2 separate regions of the Mus musculus genome follow, and region 2 is linked to region 1. Evidence: chromatin loops called from intact Hi-C (ENCODE). Cell type or tissue: heart. All regions are shown on one strand. Links, peaks and the distances in the headings refer to the core of each region. The heading gives the core; the rest is flanking DNA. Region 1 holds the start of Grcc10 (gene rich cluster, C10 gene). Region 2 holds the start of Lpcat3 (lysophosphatidylcholine acyltransferase 3).

Evidence for each region. A loop is a pair of places that touch in the nucleus more often than their neighbours do. Peaks named below come from ENCODE experiments on the same cell type or tissue, not always from the same donor. Only the 100,000 strongest peaks of a DNase experiment are listed, where the experiment ranks them.
Region 2: it touches region 1 in a loop (4-fold over the local background); 10 of 42 quality-filtered maps call a loop at or near these places.

Annotation. Positions count from the first base shown.
Region 1 is chr6:124,737,809-124,742,189 of GRCm38, reverse strand. Grcc10 (gene rich cluster, C10 gene) reads left to right here and starts at 1,121. Exons shown (of 3, transcript NM_013535.2): 1 at 1,121-1,270; 2 at 1,495-1,671; 3 at 2,777-3,007. The coding sequence starts at 1,219. The coding sequence ends at 2,928. Rnu7 (U7 small nuclear RNA) reads left to right here and starts at 904; the gene lies at 904-965. It also overlaps a transcript of Ptpn6 not described here. In heart, for the core only: CTCF peaks have their summits at 1,534 and 1,777; DNase peaks (open chromatin) are centred at 539, 1,089, 1,639, 3,459 and 1 weaker place; H3K4me3 peaks cover 3,013 bases; H3K27ac peaks cover 3,040 bases.
Region 2 is chr6:124,659,700-124,664,080 of GRCm38, reverse strand. Lpcat3 (lysophosphatidylcholine acyltransferase 3) reads right to left here and starts at 977. Exons shown (of 13, transcript NM_145130.2): 1 at 722-977. The coding sequence starts at 872. In heart, for the core only: CTCF peaks have their summits at 682 (motif pointing right) and 1,503; a DNase peak (open chromatin) is centred at 1,200; H3K4me3 peaks cover 2,015 bases; H3K27ac peaks cover 1,606 bases.

The sequences.
Region 1 (4,381 bases), core at 190-4,189:
TATGGGGTGCCCTGTCCTAGACCTTTAGATTGGGGAGTTCAGGCTCCTGAGGCCGTTCAGAGCAAGAATAGGCGCACAGCAAGCATAAGCAAATCTAAGACCTACTCAGCCCTTGGAAGTACATCACTGACATAATGTGCCACCAGAGTGCTCCAGAGACAGTTTCAGAGATCTGAATCCCTTCTCAGCATAGTTTATGATTTGAAACAGTTAAAGGTGTATAACATGGAGGCCAATAAGATTAGTATTTGTAAAAGATTTACTAATAGTTAGGTGTATGAGCTCATGTCTGCGCTTATGAATGCAAGGCCTCAAAAGAGACCAGAAGCTGTTGGGTCCCTGTAGCTTGGAGTTAGGGCAGTTAGGAATTGCCAAGCAGGGTGAGCCATCTTTGCAACCCCTCTATTTTTAATGAAGCAGGGCCATGGAGCCCAAGCTGGCCTTGAACTTCTCAGCTTTTGTGCTGGTATCACAGAAATGTGGCGCTATGCCCGGTCGGGCCTGATGTTCCAGAGTCTTTGCAGTGTGGGGAACTTGTAAGGATGAGACTACAAGACATCGGGCCACATCGCCTGCCACTACTTAAGTCCGATTCACTTCGGCTTTAGCTCCAAGCCTTTAATCTCGCGAAGCTCTTTTTTTTTTTTTAACAACATAGGAGCTGTGATTGGCTGTTTTCAGCCAATCAGCACTGACTCATTTGCATAGCCTTTACAAGCGGTCACAAACTCAAGAAACGAGCGGTTTTAATAGTCTTTTAGAATATTGTTTATCGAACCGAATAAGGAACTGTGCTTTGTGATTCACATATCAGTGGAGGGGTGTGGAAATGGCACCTTGATCTCACCCTCATCGAAAGTGGAGTTGATGTCCTTCCCTGGCTCGCTACAGACGCACTTCCGCAAGTGTTACAGCTCTTTTAGAATTTGTCTAGCAGGTTTTCTGACTTCGGTCGGAAAACCCCTCCCAATTTCACTGGTCTACAATGAAAGCAAAACAGTTCTCTTCCCCGCTCCCCGGTGTGTGAGAGGGGCTTTGATCCTTCTCTGGTTTCCTAGGAAACGCGTATGTGCTAGAGCCACGCTCTGAGACTTCCGCCTCGTGCGGTCCCGCTTCCTTTCTGCCTCCTCTGGCCTGCATCCGTGGGGGAGGTGGCTGGCTGCAGGGTTCTCCGGATCTCTTCTGTGTTCCCACTACTCAAGCACCGAGTGGCGTTCTATGGCGTCCGCCTCGGCTCAGCCCGCGGCCCTGAGCGCGGAGCAGGCCAAGGGTGAGGAAAGAGCCTAGTCTGGGTGTGGGCCGTCTTCTGGGGGGAGGGCGCGATACTATTCTTTGCCTCTCCAAGTGGGGCCCTTGCCCATTAGGGCGAAGGGTTGGGAGGACAAGCTTATCGGGTTGCTTGCAGGCCTCGGCCCACTAATTCCCTGCCTCTTCCCTCCTCTGGGCTCGCCCGCCGTCCTCCGCGGACCTCTCTGGGATGCTTCCGTCTCGCAGTGGTCCTGGCGGAGGTGATTCAAGCGTTCTCGGCCCCAGAGAATGCCGTGCGCATGGACGAGGCTAGAGACAATGCGTGCAACGATATGGGCAAGATGCTGCAATTTGTGCTGCCCGTAGCCACACAGATCCAACAAGAGGTTATTAAAGCCTATGGCTTCAGCTGCGACGGGGAAGGTGGGTCCCACAGGGCTTGGCAAAGGAATGGACTGGGGGTGGGACGCATGATGATGCCCCCCCCCCCCCCCGATCGATCTTTTTCTCGCCACAGGGCGGCAGTCACATCAAACATTGCCACTCACAGTTCAGGGACTAGACTTAAGCCCCGCCTGAAAAGTTATGGCTCTTGAAGCCAGGCATGGCCACAGTGGCCTTTCATCCCAGCATTTGAGAAGCAGAGGCAGGCAGGTCTCTGAGTTCAAGGCCAGCCTGGTATGTAGGGTGAGGAGTTCCAGGGTAGCCATGGCTATACAAAGAAAACCCTGTCTTGAAAAAACAAAAACCCACCAAACAAAAGTTCTGGCTCTAGAGTCCAAAGCCCTACATAGGCAAGTGTTTCTCCATGGCCCTCGAACTTCCCAGCTCTCCCCGAGTCAGGATCGCAGTAAGTTGCCCAGAATGGCCTTGAACCAGAGACCCACCTTTCTCAGCCTTTTGAGTAAGTGACAGGCTTGAGTCACTGGGCCCAGCTCTAACCTGAACTCTCTCGTGTACCTGAACTCTTTCTTGTCTGCCTTTTGGCTAATAGGTTTGGTGTGGCAGGTTGAGCCCTCTCTTCCCAAGGACAGTTGTTTATTAATTTTGTGTTTGTTTGTTTGTTTGTTTGTTTGTTAGCTAGCCAGGACTACCAGGGAGTCTCTTTCAAATCAGGCTGCTTGAGGCTAAGCTGCTGAACGTGGTTCACCCGAGACTGAAAACATAATGCTTTTTAATTTTTTGTTTGTTTGTTTGAGACAGGGTTTCTCTGTGTAGCCCTGGCTATCTTGGAACTCAATCTGTAGACCAGGCAGGCCTCGAACTCAAGAGACCCACCTACCTCTGCCTCCCGAGTGCTGGGATTAAGGGCAGGCCCAGCTGTTTTAGGGCTTTTTTATATTGCATCCAGTTGTGCCTAGTGAAAACCGGGGCGGGGTTGGTTGAAGCCATGCAGGACATGGGGGTGAATTGTCCTCTATTGCAGATGGCTGCCTGACGAAAGGAGATCTTCTGCTCTAGGGAGCCCCCTTGGCTGCCTCCACACACTGGTCCCCAGCAGTGTGGCTTGACTTGCTTCTGATTGCAGGTGTCCTTAAGTTTGCCCGCCTGGTCAAGTCTTATGAAGCCCAGGATCCCGAGATTGCCAGCCTGTCAGGCAAGCTGAAGGCCCTGTTCCTGCCACCCATGACACTGCCGCCCCATGGGCCTGCTTCTGGAAGCAGTGTGGCAGCCTCCTGAGATTGGTTCTCGTATGTGTGCTGCTGCTGTGGAGGCGGCCCTTGTGTTCCAGAGGATAATAAATGTACTTGTGACTAAACCTTTGTGTCAGTCATTTGTAGTCCTGATTACCCCCTCTTGTTGCCACCCAGCCGCCTCTAGCCTTTCCCCTCCTTTAGACCCTTTCTATCCTCTTCGCTGGGACCAACCCTGCTCTCATGAGACCTAGGGTGTGGGAGGCTAAGATGGGCCTCTTGGTACCCTGGGAGGTTTGCTCACAAAGGTGGCACCTCCTAGAGCAGCGGGCCCAGGCTCTTCTTTGGGCTCTCTGCTTTCCACTGTCAGAGAGGTACTCTTCCGAGGGCGGTCCCTTGGCTAGGGTTACTTCCTGGGCTTTGCTTCTACCCGCCCTCCTTCTGCTCCAGCAGTTTGAGCTCCAGGTAGAACAGCAGGTGGCTCCTCCCCTTCCCAGGGAAGTAGGCCTGGACAGGCCTGAAGCCTGCTGCACTCCTGCAGTCCTCTGGGGAATTTGGCCGTGGTGGGCGGGCGGACTCTGGCCAGCCCCGCCCCACCGTTCTTCTCTCAGAGACCTGTAATCCAGGGGCTTGGCCTCAGAGTCCCATTGGTTTGACAGGCTGGATAGAGGAGGAAGTGGCCAAGAAACGAAATATATTCTTCCTGAAGGTCTGGATCCCTGAACAGCTGTGCCACTCGATTGGCCCCGCCCCCGTCGCCCTTTGCCTGTGACTTCTCCCCACTCCTCCCGGGAGATGTTGTCCCGCGGGTAAGTCCCCTCCACCACTTGTGTGTGTCCCACAGACTCCTGTTTGTCTAGGTGGATGGACATTGTTCACACCCTCAACAAATATGCCTACAAAAATAGTCTACTCCCACTAATACCCCTGCCCTGGGTCCCCGTCCTGTCCCTGTGAACTCTCTCTCCTTACCACAAGATACAAGACCTCCAGGCTCATTTCCTCTGCCTCTTCCCCCGCCCCCACCCCAAATCTTTTCTTATTTTTAACCACTGGCCTGTGGTCCTCCTGCTTCTGCCTCTTGTCTAGGATCTCTTTCCCCCTTGTGTAGCTCGCATCACCTCAGACATGGCAGTCTGAGGGCACATTTGAGAAAGCTCTTCCATTCCTAGACACCCCACGTACCCCCACACACAGACAGTTTGGTTCTTTCACTGTTCCCCAAAGAAAGCAAACTTTGATAGATGAATGGTGAGCAGACATGGTGGACAGGTACTGATGACGATGTTTGTTGGTAATATGAATATGAGGCAGACATGATCTCTGCTTAGAGAGCAGGCATTCCAGCCAGAGATGACAGAGTGAATACACAGGCAATAACTAGGATTATTTCAGATGGCCGAAGCACTAACTAACTAACACGCAGGAAAAGAAGCAGCAAGTGATGTATTCTGGAGACATAATTGGCTGACAGGGAGGGCTTCCAGATGATGTTTGAG
Region 2 (4,381 bases), core at 1-4,000, 78 kb after region 1:
ATATAACACAGCTTGTTGCGACATAAATTCAGGTACATCACATCCTTTGAACCATATGAATAATAGTCCCTTGGAACAAGCATGGAGTTTTTAAGGTTGTTAATAGTGCTGTTTCCCAAGCCCAGTGTAAGAATGTATTCCAGAGTAAATGACAGGTGGGCGGCTAAGGGGGAAAGCAATATGGTACAAGAAAATACTAGAAAGTGGACAGAAAAGAGATGAAAGTACACTATACGTTGGCAATACACAAAATAGACCGAGAAGACATAGTATGAAATAATCGGGCAGAGGAGGCCCGTAGGGCTAAAATATCTTAAGTTCGAGGGCCTATGCCTCTCGTAAGGAGAGCGCATGATGGGAGCTGTTAATAACAAATAAGTAGTACTCATGGCCACAGTCGAACTCTTGAGAGCCACAGACAGACATAGGTCGCAAGGGCACAGTCCGGCATATCGATGACAAGGCGGGAGGTGACTGAGGAGCCAAAGGGCACAGTATGGGCCAAAGAAAATGGGAAGAGGTTCAGAGGGTACGGGCCCCCAGACTTGAGACCAGACTTGTCTTCCCTTCGATAGCTGGCTGGTGTGCTTGATGACCCGCACCCCCAAGCCCTCCTGGGTCCCAGGTTCGGGGCAGACAGACAGGTCCTGTCCCCAGACCCCATTCTGCCCATTTCCTTGGGACTCCACGAGGGGGCAGAGGCAGGCAGGAGGGTCCTTACCCAGGAAGATGGAGAAGATGAGCCGCAGCGCCTGTTCCGACGCGCCCAGAGACGTCGCCAACTTGTTAAGGCTCAGATCCTCGACACCCGGCCACAGCCCCCGCATCTGCTCCAGCGTCTCTCCCATGTCCCCGTCCGCTGTAGACGCCATCTTAACTGCGGGCGCCCCCCGGGGACCCCCAGCTCCGCGCCCCGAATGTGGGCAGAACGCGGTGGCTTCACCCCCAATTCCGGCCGGGGGCCCGCCCACGGCGTGCGCATTGGCTGCGGGCCCGCCCAGAGCCTCTAGACCCACCCGATTATTGGTCGAGCCAGCCGGGGGCGGGGCCGAGCGCAGCAAGGTAGGAAGAGGGCGGGGCCGAGCGTTTGTAAGGCAAAGGTGACTCCCGTGAGGAAGGGAAACGGGCCGGGCCGGCGGGGCGGGGCGGGGCTTGCGATCGCGACCCAGCTGCTATTGGAGCAGGCGGGAGCGCGAGGCGAGGTGACAGTACAACTCGGTCCGGACGGCTCCGGGCAGGAGTGGGTCGGACGGGTGTCCGGCCGGCTTGCTCGCTGCCTTCCCATTGGTTGAGACAGGAGCAGGCGAGAGTCGGGGCGGGGGGGGGGCGGGGGGGGGCGGGGGCGTCACCAGACCGCGAGGTTACTCTCGGTCGCCGGCGCTGGGGTTACTGGGGCATGTAACGGAGCGGAGCGAATGTCTGCTGTCACCCCACGAGCGCCCCCTAACGGTGTCTCCTCGGGGGCGGGGGAGGGGGGGAGAGCGAGGGTCCTGCATTCCCAGCCCTTTCCTGAAGGCTCTGGGGGAGCCCAGGGGCCCAAGAACACCCTTTAATGCTACGTAGCTCTTCCCGATGCAGGTCCTTTTCGGTTGTTCAAGTACTGGGACTCGAACCGGTGCCGCGTGCACGCTCTCCTGCCGGAGCTACAACCCTAGTCCTTATGCAGAGTTCCCTTTCTATAGTAAAACGGACCTTCTCTCCGGAGGCAATGAAATTAGGATCTGCCTATTTATATTAAAAAGAGCCTACTTAACACTTGCCGCTTTAATTAACAGTTAGGCTAGTTTTGTCACGGCTTAAGTAATGTATGTTCCTGATGAAAGTTCAAGCACTAGAGGCATGAAGCAAAATAGGAGCCCTTTCCTCCTATGCAGTGTCACTTCCCACTGATTGACCCCAGGGAAAGTGACAGTGTATGGGGTGTGTAACAAAGGGGTTCACAAGTTCTTGTCCTAAAAAGTTCAGCTATGGCTTACACTTCCATGGCATTTTATACTTTTTTCCAGCCCCCCCCCCCCCTTTTTTTTTTTACTGGGAAATTGAACGTAGGCTTTACGTGTGCTAAGGAAGCATTGGACCACTGAGCTATGTCTCCTGCCTTTTCATATGTCCTTTTATTTATACTTAAAGGCATTTTTTTTTACATTTATTTGTGTATATATTGGGGTATGTTGGAGGAAGGGCTAGTTTTTGCCACAGAACACACATGAAGGCCAGAAGACAACTTTCAGGAGACTGCTCTGTCTTTTGCCATGTGGATTTTGACGATTGAACTCAGTGCTGGCAAGTGCTGTAACGCGCTGAGCTATCTCTCTGGCTCGCAATTATTTTAATTAATTAAATTTTAATTTAAAATGCTTTATTTTTAATAATAGGGTTGTGCCTCTGTGGGTGGTGTGTAGATGAAGATTTCCTATCCCCGGTGTCTGGGTGTTACAGGAAATTGTGAATGGTGTGATATGGGTGCTGGGAATTGAATGCAGGCCCTCTGCAAGAGCAATATTCTCTCTTAACCACAGAGCCAGCCTGCCAGCACTGCCATTCTTTTTAAATATGAACTGCTTTACTCTTCCTGAAAAGTGCAGACTACAACCTTCCTGGATTAAGATTTTCTAATCTAGGCATAACCTAGACCAGTGGCTCTCAGCCTAATGCTGCAACCCTTTAATATACTTCCTCATGCTGTAGTGATCCTCCAACCCTAAAATTATATTTGTTACTACTTCATAACTGTAATTTTGCTACTGTTATGAATCATCATGCAAATATTTTTTGGAGATAGAGGGTTGCTAGAGAGGTTGAGAGCCACAGGTTGAGAACCACTGGCCTGCACAGAGAGCCAAATGTATCCCTTTCTGATGTCATCCCCTTCTTCATGTGAGACTGAAGATCTTAGACAATCACTTGACTGATGTGAATATTCATCACCAGGTAGTTTTTTTTTTTTTTTTCTTTTTTTTTTGGTTTTTCGAGACAGGGTTTCTCTGTGTAGCCCTGGCTGTCCTGGAACTCACTTTGTAGACCAGGCTGGCCTCGAACTCAGAAATCCACCTGCCTCTGCCTCCCAAGTGCTGGGATTAAAGGCGTGCACCACCACCGCCCGGCAAGGTAGTTCTGTTTAAAGGTGTGGTACTGGGCACAGCAGTGGGATGGCGCAGCAGGTTGCGGGGGGCCGGGGGGCGGTGCTTGCTGTAAATGCCTGGCTGACTCTGGACTTTGATTGCTGGGACTCAAGATAGGAAGAGAGAACCAGTTCCTAAAAGTTGTCCTCTGAGTTTTACACATGTATCATGACATGCCTGTCCCCACATTCAAACATACATACATCACACACACACACACACTCATCCACATACACTAATAATTTTTTTTAAAGGTGAGCAGGGCATGGTGGTGTAAGCCTTTAATTCCAGCACTACAGAAGCTGAGGCAGGAGGATTTCTGTGAGTTTAAGGCCAACCTGGTCTAGTCCAGGATGGCTTGGAACTTTGGAACTCTACAGCTCAGGCTGGCTTTGAACTTTGATTCTCCTGACTCAGACTCGCAAGGGCTGCATATGTGAGCTTCCGGCCCATCCCTCTGTCTCTACATCCCATTCTGACACAGGAATGCTAGGATTATGGAAGTGAGTCCTCATATCTGACTTTTTAACTTTATTATTATCTGGTTTAAGACAGGGTGTCACTGTGTAGTCCTGGCTGGTCTGGAACTCCCTATGTAGAACATGTTGGCCTGGCACTCAAAAGATCTTCCCGCGGCTGCCTCCTGAGTGCTGGGATTAAAGGAACATGCGTGGGCAGGTGGTAATGGATTACAGAAGAAGGCAGGTTGAGCCTCTGCTGCTGTATTTTGCCTCAGGTTCCTACCTTGAGTTCCTGCCCTGCCTTGAGTTTCTTGGAAGTGGAAGACAAATAACCCCTTTCCCCTTCAAGCTGCTCTGGTCATGGCCGTTTTTTTTTGTTTGGGTTGTTTTGTTTTATCACAATAGAAACCCTAATTAAGACATTTTTTTAAAAAGTCATTTGCCAGACAGTGGTGGCACACATCTTTAGTTGCAGCACTCGGGCAAGACCAGCCTGGTCTACAGAGCCAGTTCTAGGACAGCCAGGGCTACACACAGAGAAAAAAAAGTCATTTCAACTCTTTTTTTTTTTTTTTCTTAAAACTAGTGAGTTGTGTAGAGAGGAATTATGTACTCTATAGGAAAGAAGAAATAACTGTGTTAGAACTGAGCGTATCTGAGCCGGGCGTGGTGGCACACGCCTTTAATCCCAGCATTTGGGAGGCAGAGGCAGGCGGATTTCTGAGTTCAAGGCCAGCCTGGTCTACAAAGTGAGTTCTAGGACAGCCAGGGCTATACAGAGAAACCCTGTCTCGAAAA